Regions from separate parts of the Mus musculus genome. Here region 1 is linked to region 2. Evidence: chromatin contacts called from ENCODE Hi-C or POLR2A ChIA-PET data. All regions are on one chromosome and are shown on one strand. Each heading gives the region's core, a stretch centred on a gene start or an enhancer-like site at or near the end of the contact. The rest is flanking DNA. Distances are from core to core; before and after follow the strand shown. Region 1 holds the start of Chuk (conserved helix-loop-helix ubiquitous kinase). Region 2 holds the start of Erlin1 (ER lipid raft associated 1).

Region 1 (4,166 bases), core at 932-3,431, 38 kb after region 2:
TAGGAGCTGCAGCCCCACCGGAGAGTTGGCGGGCAGAGAGTAGCTGGATGGAACTCGGAGAGGTGGAGGGTCTTTTTAAATATTTACCACAACACTCACCTACCCCGAGAAACTCAATCTTTTCAAAAAGAATATTCTCTTGGGAACTTTATAGTTGCCAAACAACAACAAAAAGATGGGCTTTTGCTGTTGTTGTTTTTTAAATGAGACTAAGTTGGGTGTGATGACCCCCATAGACTCATGTGATTCAATGGTAGGCCATAGAGAGTGGCAGCACTAGGTACTGTTGGAGGAAGTGTGTCACTGTAGGCTCAAGCTTTAAGGTCTCCTAAGCGCAAGGTACACCCACGGTGAGACACAGCCTCTCCCTGCTGTCTTTGGGTCAAGGATATAGAATTCACAGCTACTTCTTCAGTGCCTCGTCTGCCTGCGTGCCACCATGTCCCACCAAGTGAGAACTGACTAAACCTCTGAAACCAGCCCCAACTAAACGTTTTGCTTTATAAAAGCTGCCTTGGTCATGGTATCTCTTCACAGCAATAAAACCCTAAGACATCTTTCAGTGCCTAGGGTATCAAACTGTACTTAATGTTTATTTCTGAGACAGGGCCTTCTTATGTAACTGACACCGGCCTTGAGCACGATATGAAAGCCACCCAGTCAGGTCTCAAACTCCAAATCCTCCTGCCTCAGAACCCTTGATACTAGGATTACAAGAGGATGCCACCATGCCCACCCCCTCTCTGAAACGGAAAGCTCCTTCAGAGTAGAACATATTATTCTTGTTGATTTGGGTACCATCAGCGCCTGATATAGCAATCAACTAAATCATTTCATGTCCTGTAATTGGCTTACTGTTTTTCTAATTAAAACGTATTCCTCATATATGATGTTCCAGAACACCATTTTTATCTTACTGCTCCTTTTATAAAAGTCCAAGTAATGAGGGTTGCCATAACTTGACAGTGGAGAGCTATCAGCGGAATTACAGTACCTATCTTGTACTTCCTAACGTCTCTGTTACCATCTGACTCAACTCTCAAGCAGGCCCAGAATGTATGTATATTCTTCTAAATATTTTACAGTCAACAAATCCTATACTACAATGATTGGTGTTCAAGATCTATTCCTTACACCCTTCAGGAAAGCAAAACCCTCACTAATAATGCACTGGCTTGTATTGATATGATTTTTTTTTCCGGAGAAAAGATGCGTTTTACTGACTTTTCAAAAGACCCACAACTCAAACATGATTAACTAGGGCTGAGGCTGTAACCCAACGGTAGACCATTTGCCTAGCATGTGCAAGGTCCTGTGTTCCACCCCGAACATTAACAACAACACGTTAAAGTAAGAAAAGTGACTGTTAGTTTGAAAACCTTTTAAGGACAGGAATAACTGCTGTTGTAACGGTTACATGTTCTTCGATAAATCAAAACAAATTTCCTGAGCCTGATCTTAGCTGTCTTCTGCAGAACAAACCCCTCTATTTTCTTTCCTCCGAAGCAAGGATCGATTTCATCATCTTACCCTCACCCTGGTTTTTACCTGAAACGCTCCAATTCCAAAGTCTGTCAATGTTTCCCAAGGGTCAACTCTGGACACACCCGTAAGGTTTCTCGTCTAGTCCAGTCTCCAGTGGATCACACCGCTCGCTCCCGAGGGAGTGTGAGCAGGCACACGGAGACACACACAACACACATACACAAAACACACAACACGCATCGGCACTCGACTTTGTACAGACTCCTCATCACCACACACAGCTGCAACAGCTGCCTGTCACTCACTGCCCGGGGACCTCCGACACACCTGGACCGCGGCCACCCAGGCTCACAAGCGCAGGATGCTCCATCGCTCGCCCTCGCTCACTGCCCCAGCCCCCAGCCCCGTCCAGGGTCGCGACCACCACTCCTCCCACCTTGACTGACAGCTCGGGTCCCAGGGACGCCCAGACAGAGCCCGCGCCACGGCTCCCGCCCCCCGCCTCACCCGGTGCTGGTACAGACTGACGTTCCCGAAACCGCCGGTGCCAAGCCGTTCCCGCATCTCCCAGGGGCCGCCCGCGCCCGGCCGCAGCCCCGGGGGCCGCTCCATGGGGCGGGAGCGCCAGCCGCCTCAGGCAACGCCGCCGGTCTAAGGCCGGTTCCGGGCCGCCGAGGCTTGCGGAGTCCTCCGTCTCGCGAGACTGCGTCACTTCCGCTAGCTTCCGCATGCAGAGTCCCGCCCCGAGCTCCTGGAATCACCCTGGGATTGGTGCTGCCGGAAACTGGGCACCAGCGGCTTGCCCTGGGCAACTTCCAACCTGCGAGGACCATCGTGCGTGCGGTTCCTATTTATTTTATTTTTGTTTGTATAGATATTTTTTAATTAGTTCTTTGAAGGTTTCATACAACGTGTTTTTATTTAAAATAGATCTCTCTCCAAACTCTAAAATCCACATTGTCCCTACCTCATTCACATTTCATCTTTTTGAGAGCCCTGCCCTCTGCCCCTCGAATCCTACCACACTCGCCGGTCGGCACCGGTTAAGGCCACCATAAGTATTAAAGAAAACTGCGCTAACCGCCCTGTTGATTCATTAGCCTTGTAAATCAGAATCTCTCCATAATCCCAAACCAACCAAGGATGTGACTTATTCCAGAGTGAAAACTCTTCTTCGCGACTTCGTGAGTCTCCCTACCGACCTTACTGTTTATCAGCCTTGTTCTCTCCGACTTGAGTTGGAATTGTTTCTGAGGTGCACCACAGGGCTATAAAGACAAGCCTGGAGGAGCTCTCGGTCCAGAGAGGCATACTTCTGAGTGGTGGGCTGCACAGGGAAAGCCAACCCACCTAGCCATTTGAGTGGGTTATCCACTTCATGGACTCTAGGTGTCCTGTTCTGAGACAGGATCTCAATACAGTCCAGCCTGGACTAGAACGTATTTCTCCGTCTTTCCAAGACTGGGATTACAAGCTTGTACCGGGCTGAAGCTAGCGATGCTAATAACTCAAAAGTGTAAGAGTCAGCATAAAATCAAATTCTCAACGTCAGCATGCAATTCGATGTTGTGGGTCACTAATAGTGAGTGGTATTCGATAAACTGGTTTCTATTATTTTCATATCTTTCATGGAATTGGAATATTAAACTTGAAGGTAATAGAAATGAGGCTCTGAGAGAGCATCTTTAGAGCAGAGGAGACGGTCATGTAACAGGATGAAACCTCATTTGCTGTGTATGGTAGAGCCAGGAGTGACAGGTGGGATGCAGTTTCATAATTTGTACTCGAGGGATGCTGAAAACTCCAGCCAAGATAATTCTGTCTAAATTACTCAAACTGGTTTCTACAGTGAGTTTGCTTTTTAAATATTCTATAATTAAAATGCAACTCAAGGTTTATTGCTATAGCCCTGTTTGACTTGGAACTCATTATGTAGACCAGGCTGGCCTTAAAACTCACTGGTCTGCCTGCAGAATGCTAAGATTAAAGACCTGGCCTTTTAATTTTTTTAACTGTAAAATGGTTCCTGTCAGGCTCCACAATCTTCAGGTTTCCAAGACTGTTTTAGTTTTTTTGTTGTTCAGAAACAAAATGGAGGTCAGGAGATTTTTATGAGAACAAAGTGAAACTGTTCGTGGTCTATACAGGAACAATGACCAATTCCTGTCTTCTGGCTTCCAGCTTGCAGCGTCCTCCTGTGCTCACACTGCTGTTTCTCCCTGTGCTGCTCCTTAAATCATAGTCATATTTAAGGTGGAACTGACTGTGTTTGCATAGAATCTCTTGTGCAGTGTATGGCAGAGTCACCTGTCAATAAAAACCCTATGGCCAATGAGCTGAGGCAGGACTAGGAGGTGGGACATCCAGCAGAGAGGGAAAAGGGTGCTGGGGTCAGGGGGAGCAGGGGAGGTATGAATGAAAGAATTCTGGGAAATAGTCAGGGGGGAAAGATTGGCCCTGAAGCTGAAGGAGAGGGAGCCAGCCACTTGGCAGGCCTTAGGATAAACTGGTGATTAAGTTATGAGCCAGCTGGGGAACCAGCCAAAGCTTTTGGCCTCAGAATTTATTCATGAAATATTAAGAAGTCTCAGAGGCCCTACTTTGGGGAACAAAGAGGCCAGGTGGAAAAGCTCTAGGTTATAGCATTTGCCCTTTTTATTTTGTAAGTTCACTCTGGTCCA
Region 2 (4,311 bases), core at 689-3,188:
GCATCCAAGTCCACTGCCAATATTGCACCCTGTTTCATAAGCTCCACCAACCACACCTCTGCGTCTCTAGCACTGCTCTTGGGTTCAAAAGATCCTCTCTGGTCTTTAGTTTGCCGATAAATACTTATGGAAAAAATTCTAATGACTCTCAATTAATGACACATAACAAGAGACAAATCAAAACAATACATTTAATCGCTAAGTTTAAAAAAGGAAAAAACCAAACTTTCAAGGAAGAAGAAACTTTCTGAGGCTAATGGTTCTTTCAATACATGAGTCCAATCCTAGGGGGATGGTTTCTGTCTAAAGGTAACAAAAACCTAGCATGGAAAGACAGACAGCGAAAGGGTTGAGTTGACAGCTGAGAGAGGGGCTTGTTTATCAAACTCTGTAGTATGTGAACGGTGAAAGCACCCCCTGCAAATTTGGGACAAATACAACACAAAGTCCTACTTTACACAACGAATAGTAAGTTCCCACAACATTCATCCTTGTCCTAAGTCATAACTCAAAAGATGAACCTTTGCAGGTTCATTAGTCATTTTTTTTGGAGTGGTATCTCCGTATGTTCTCTTCGTGGTTTTCCTGTCAGAAGGACAGTGATAAACTGGATGGAAATGTGGTCCAGGCTGGTATTTCTTATGCTAGAACTCCATCTGTTAAGACATACCACCAAAAGTATGTATTTTCTAGGATTCTGGACTGATCTAAAAGTAGAAATACCAGTTTAGGGGGCATGATGGAAATATTCAAAAATCTGCTTGTTTCAGAATAAACCACTATCCCAAGTTGTCCACAAACTGGCTTCTCTTCCCAGCTTATACCACGAGGACCTGGTGGGAAGTTAGACTTGATTTATGCCAAATCAGGTGGATGGCAACTGAGTCCACACTCTTTTTCACCTTGACTTGAAAAAAAAAAAGTGAGAAAAGTGGCCTGCAAATGTGGTTTTTGTCTCTTGGCCTTTAGGGATATATGACATTGCTCTGGTCATGAAGACTTTGGGGGACATAACCAGACAATGGGAGATTTTTTAATGAAGAAGAAAAAACCCAACTTAGTGTTGGGGAGAACTGTCTTTATGTAAGACAGAGATCCGGAAAAAATCCACAGCGGCAAACTAAACACCTGTGCAGTTGTGCGGACTATGAGAAGTCATCTCGGTTGCAGTGACTACTTCCGTGCCCCCTAAGGTGTCTTCAATTCTGTACAGAACGAACTTGGCACTAAACTGCCCCGACAACGGAAAAGTGCCCCGCCAAAGGTTAACTCCCGGCAGCTGGGATGAAACCACTTCCCAGGCAGGGCTGGAAGCAGCTCCCCTGACGCCGCGGAAAAGAGCAACTTCCCAGACTTCGCTGTGACCCATTGGACCCTTCCACTGTGCTTCTAGAACCATCGCGGGCTGCACAGGGCGGCGCTCACCTGTAGTACACGGCCAAGTGTCCCTCTTCGATCTTGTGGATGGAGGCGTACAGGAGGATCGCCACCAACCCCACCACTGCAGCCACCAGAAGCCGGGCTTGAGTCATATTCATCCTTGTTCCTCCTGAGCATGGGGAGAAGAGGAACCTCAGTCCGTTGAGTGACAGGCCAGTCCCCACCCAGGGAAGAGCCCGCGTACGGTCGCGGGCGGCTGAGGCGGGAAGCCCCGCGCTCCGGCCCCGGGCTCTCTCTCTCTCTCTCTCAGCTAAGCGCTCCCCTCGCCAACCCCCTGCGCGGGTGCCCCCGGCTCGGCGTACGTCGTGACACCTCTTCCCCGACTCCCCAAGCGTTAGGTCCCGACTGAGGGCGGCCTTGATCGCAGGCACTCGGAGGACCGCGACCCCCGAGCCTCGCCTCACCGGTCAGTGACGCATCGCCCCCGCCCGCACGTGCAGCCGCCACCCGGCCCCGCCAACTGCTGCCAACAGCCGGCCCCGCCCACCTGCCCGGTACTGCGGCTGCGCGGGGACGCAGGCGACGCAGCCCCCGCCCGCGACTCGCGAGACGGTGCGCGGGCGGGACAAAATTGGCCCCGGGTGCGCGCACAGTGTAGTGATTCTAAGTGCCCAGACGAGGACCAAGTCTCCTGGGGTGGGTCACTCGGACAGACGCTGGTTGAGGCATGCTAGTGCACAGGACCAGCCCCTCAGTGTAGGAGTTGTTCCTGCATCCTTTTGTGGTTCGTCCCTAGTCCAACTGGCAAGCACATTCTCCAGGTACACACCCTGCACTAGGGAAACTACCAGACCAGTCTCAAGGAATCAGGGGTTCGAGTTCAGAAGAGGAAGCTATTCAACCAGAATTAACCATTCAGACTTGGCCTGAATATTTATTTTGTGCCAGAATGCTACACCAGAGTGCTTTCTGAAAGCCACCCAGAAACAGGATCAGAATGATATATGTATGTTGAATGTGGAGGTCGGGATTGTCTTGTAGGCCAAAATGAGTAGTGAACGCTTGAGTTTTCATGACGGCGATAAGGTTGAAAGGAGTTGTATGGCAAGATAGGCTAGAACCAGATTTACAAAGTCTAGGATCCATTTTTCTGCTGATAGAGAAAATGTATGACAAGAAGACAGTGACTTCATTTATGGCTGTTAGGCCTGCATGCATGTCAGTCACTATCTGTGTGCCTGGTGCCCTCAGCAGTCACAAGAGGGCATTGAATCCCGTGGAACCAGAGTTAAAGGCTGTTGTGAACTGCCACATCGGTGCTGGGAATCGACCTTTTTTTTTTTTCACTGTATTTTAACATTCTATACCACGTGGACCTGGTGAGATAGCTCAGTGGGTAGAGGAGTTTGTGAACTCCTGAGGACTTCATTTTCACCCTAGACCTCACACAGAAGTGAAAAGCAGAGAACTGACTCCACAAGTTGTCCTCTGATCTCCACACATAAAGGTCCATGCCCCACACCACACACCAACACACACAATAATTAATAATCATAAAAGGTTTAGGGAATAAACCCACACCATGTGCATGTATTACAAAACAAAAACTAAAAGGAAAGGGTAGAGTTTAGAGATATAGGGACACATGGGAAATAAGGGCATTCTATTTCACTAAGGGCAGAGACAACTAGAAAAGGTTAACAAGGTTGGAAGGATTACCAAACTCCTGTGCAGGAAAATACCAGAAAGCAGTGCTTTTGGGGCATTGTATCTGTAACTGGCTGAGAGTGAAGACAGACAGGAAACTGGGAAACGGATATACAACAGCAAATACAAGGTTATGTATGATGCTAGTAACAAAGAGAATGACAGGCAAGAGAATCAATTCAGGCCTTTGTAAGAGCAAATCTAGCCACACCCCTTCAATACATGCACTAACCTGTATCGTGCATTTGATTTTTATTACCACGGAATGTATGGGACCTTGTTTGTTGCAGACCAATATTACAGTTTAGCTATTTTCATCTCCTCTGGTCCCCTTTGTTGGTATTCTGTCTAAGCTCCACTCTTACAGTTCCTGGCAGCAGCCACATATGCTCCCCCACCACCCCCCAGTTACCTGGCAACAGCCAGGTAGGCGTGGCCCCATAAAAGGGGCTGCTTGGCTCCTCCTCTCACTCTTAAGCTCTTGCCTCTCTTACCTCTTGCCTCCTTGTTTCCCATCCCGTTCCCCTGCCCCCCTCCAGGTGGCCATGGCCTGTCCCTACTTCTCTACTCTCTGCCATTCTCTGCCTCTACTACCCTCTTAACTCCCCTCCCCGTGCCCTAAATAAACTCTATTCTATACTATATTGGTGTGTGTCTGGTCCCTCAGGGGGAGGGGATGCCTTGGCAATGGGCCCGCTGAGGCACCCCCTTCCCCAACATTGTGCCAGAACATATTCTTATAGCTCTTTCTCTTTTTATGATCACAACACCCTTCCCCTGCCAAAAAAAAGCAGGTCGTGGAAGCACATGCCTGAAATCCCAGCCGGGAAGTGGAGGCAGGAAGAGTGAGTTTCAGGCCAGCCTGTCTCAGAAACAAAACAGAAAGAGAAAAAGAAGCTGCAGATAGAGATTAGCAGTAGAGCTCTCACCCAGTACCATGCTGGGCTTGATGGGAGAGTTGGGGGCACAAACTTGGTTTGGTCTAGTATCTGTGCTTTCCGAGTTTATTCTTCGTTCCTCGTAATGTTGCCTATAGAATAAAGTATATACAGTTGATAACTTATGATTTTAATTCTGAAAGTTGCTACTGAACAAAAAATAAGAGTGGTTTACTAATTTTTCAGAAGTAGGTTTGGGGTGATCTTATATTTTCTGCTTCATATCAACCTGTCTAAATCATGTAGATTAGAAGGTCCTAACATCACTTGTGTTCCATCAAAATAA

What was found. A loop is a pair of places that touch in the nucleus more often than their neighbours do. ChIA-PET counts read pairs that join two places held with the same protein, here RNA polymerase II (POLR2A).
Region 1: a map of heart shows a loop between it and region 2 (3-fold over the local background). The contact joins the promoter of Chuk here to the promoter of Erlin1 in region 2. A Hi-C loop is called at or near these places in 4 of 37 maps with a recorded cell type or tissue (T-helper 17 cell and heart). POLR2A ChIA-PET finds 5 or more read pairs at or near these places in 3 of 5 experiments (Patski and embryonic stem cell).

The regions. Positions count from the first base shown.
Region 1 is chr19:44,105,296-44,109,461 of GRCm38, forward strand. It overlaps Chuk (conserved helix-loop-helix ubiquitous kinase), which reads right to left and starts at 2,182. Exons shown (of 21, transcript NM_007700.2): 1 at 1,993-2,182. The coding sequence starts at 2,097. Cwf19l1 (CWF19-like 1, cell cycle control (S. pombe)) reads right to left here. Exons shown (of 14, transcript NM_001081077.1): 14 at 3,342-4,166.
Region 2 is chr19:44,067,847-44,072,157 of GRCm38, forward strand. It overlaps Erlin1 (ER lipid raft associated 1), which reads right to left and starts at 1,939. Exons shown (of 12, transcript NM_001164360.1): 1 at 1,845-1,939; 2 at 1,426-1,549. The coding sequence starts at 1,538.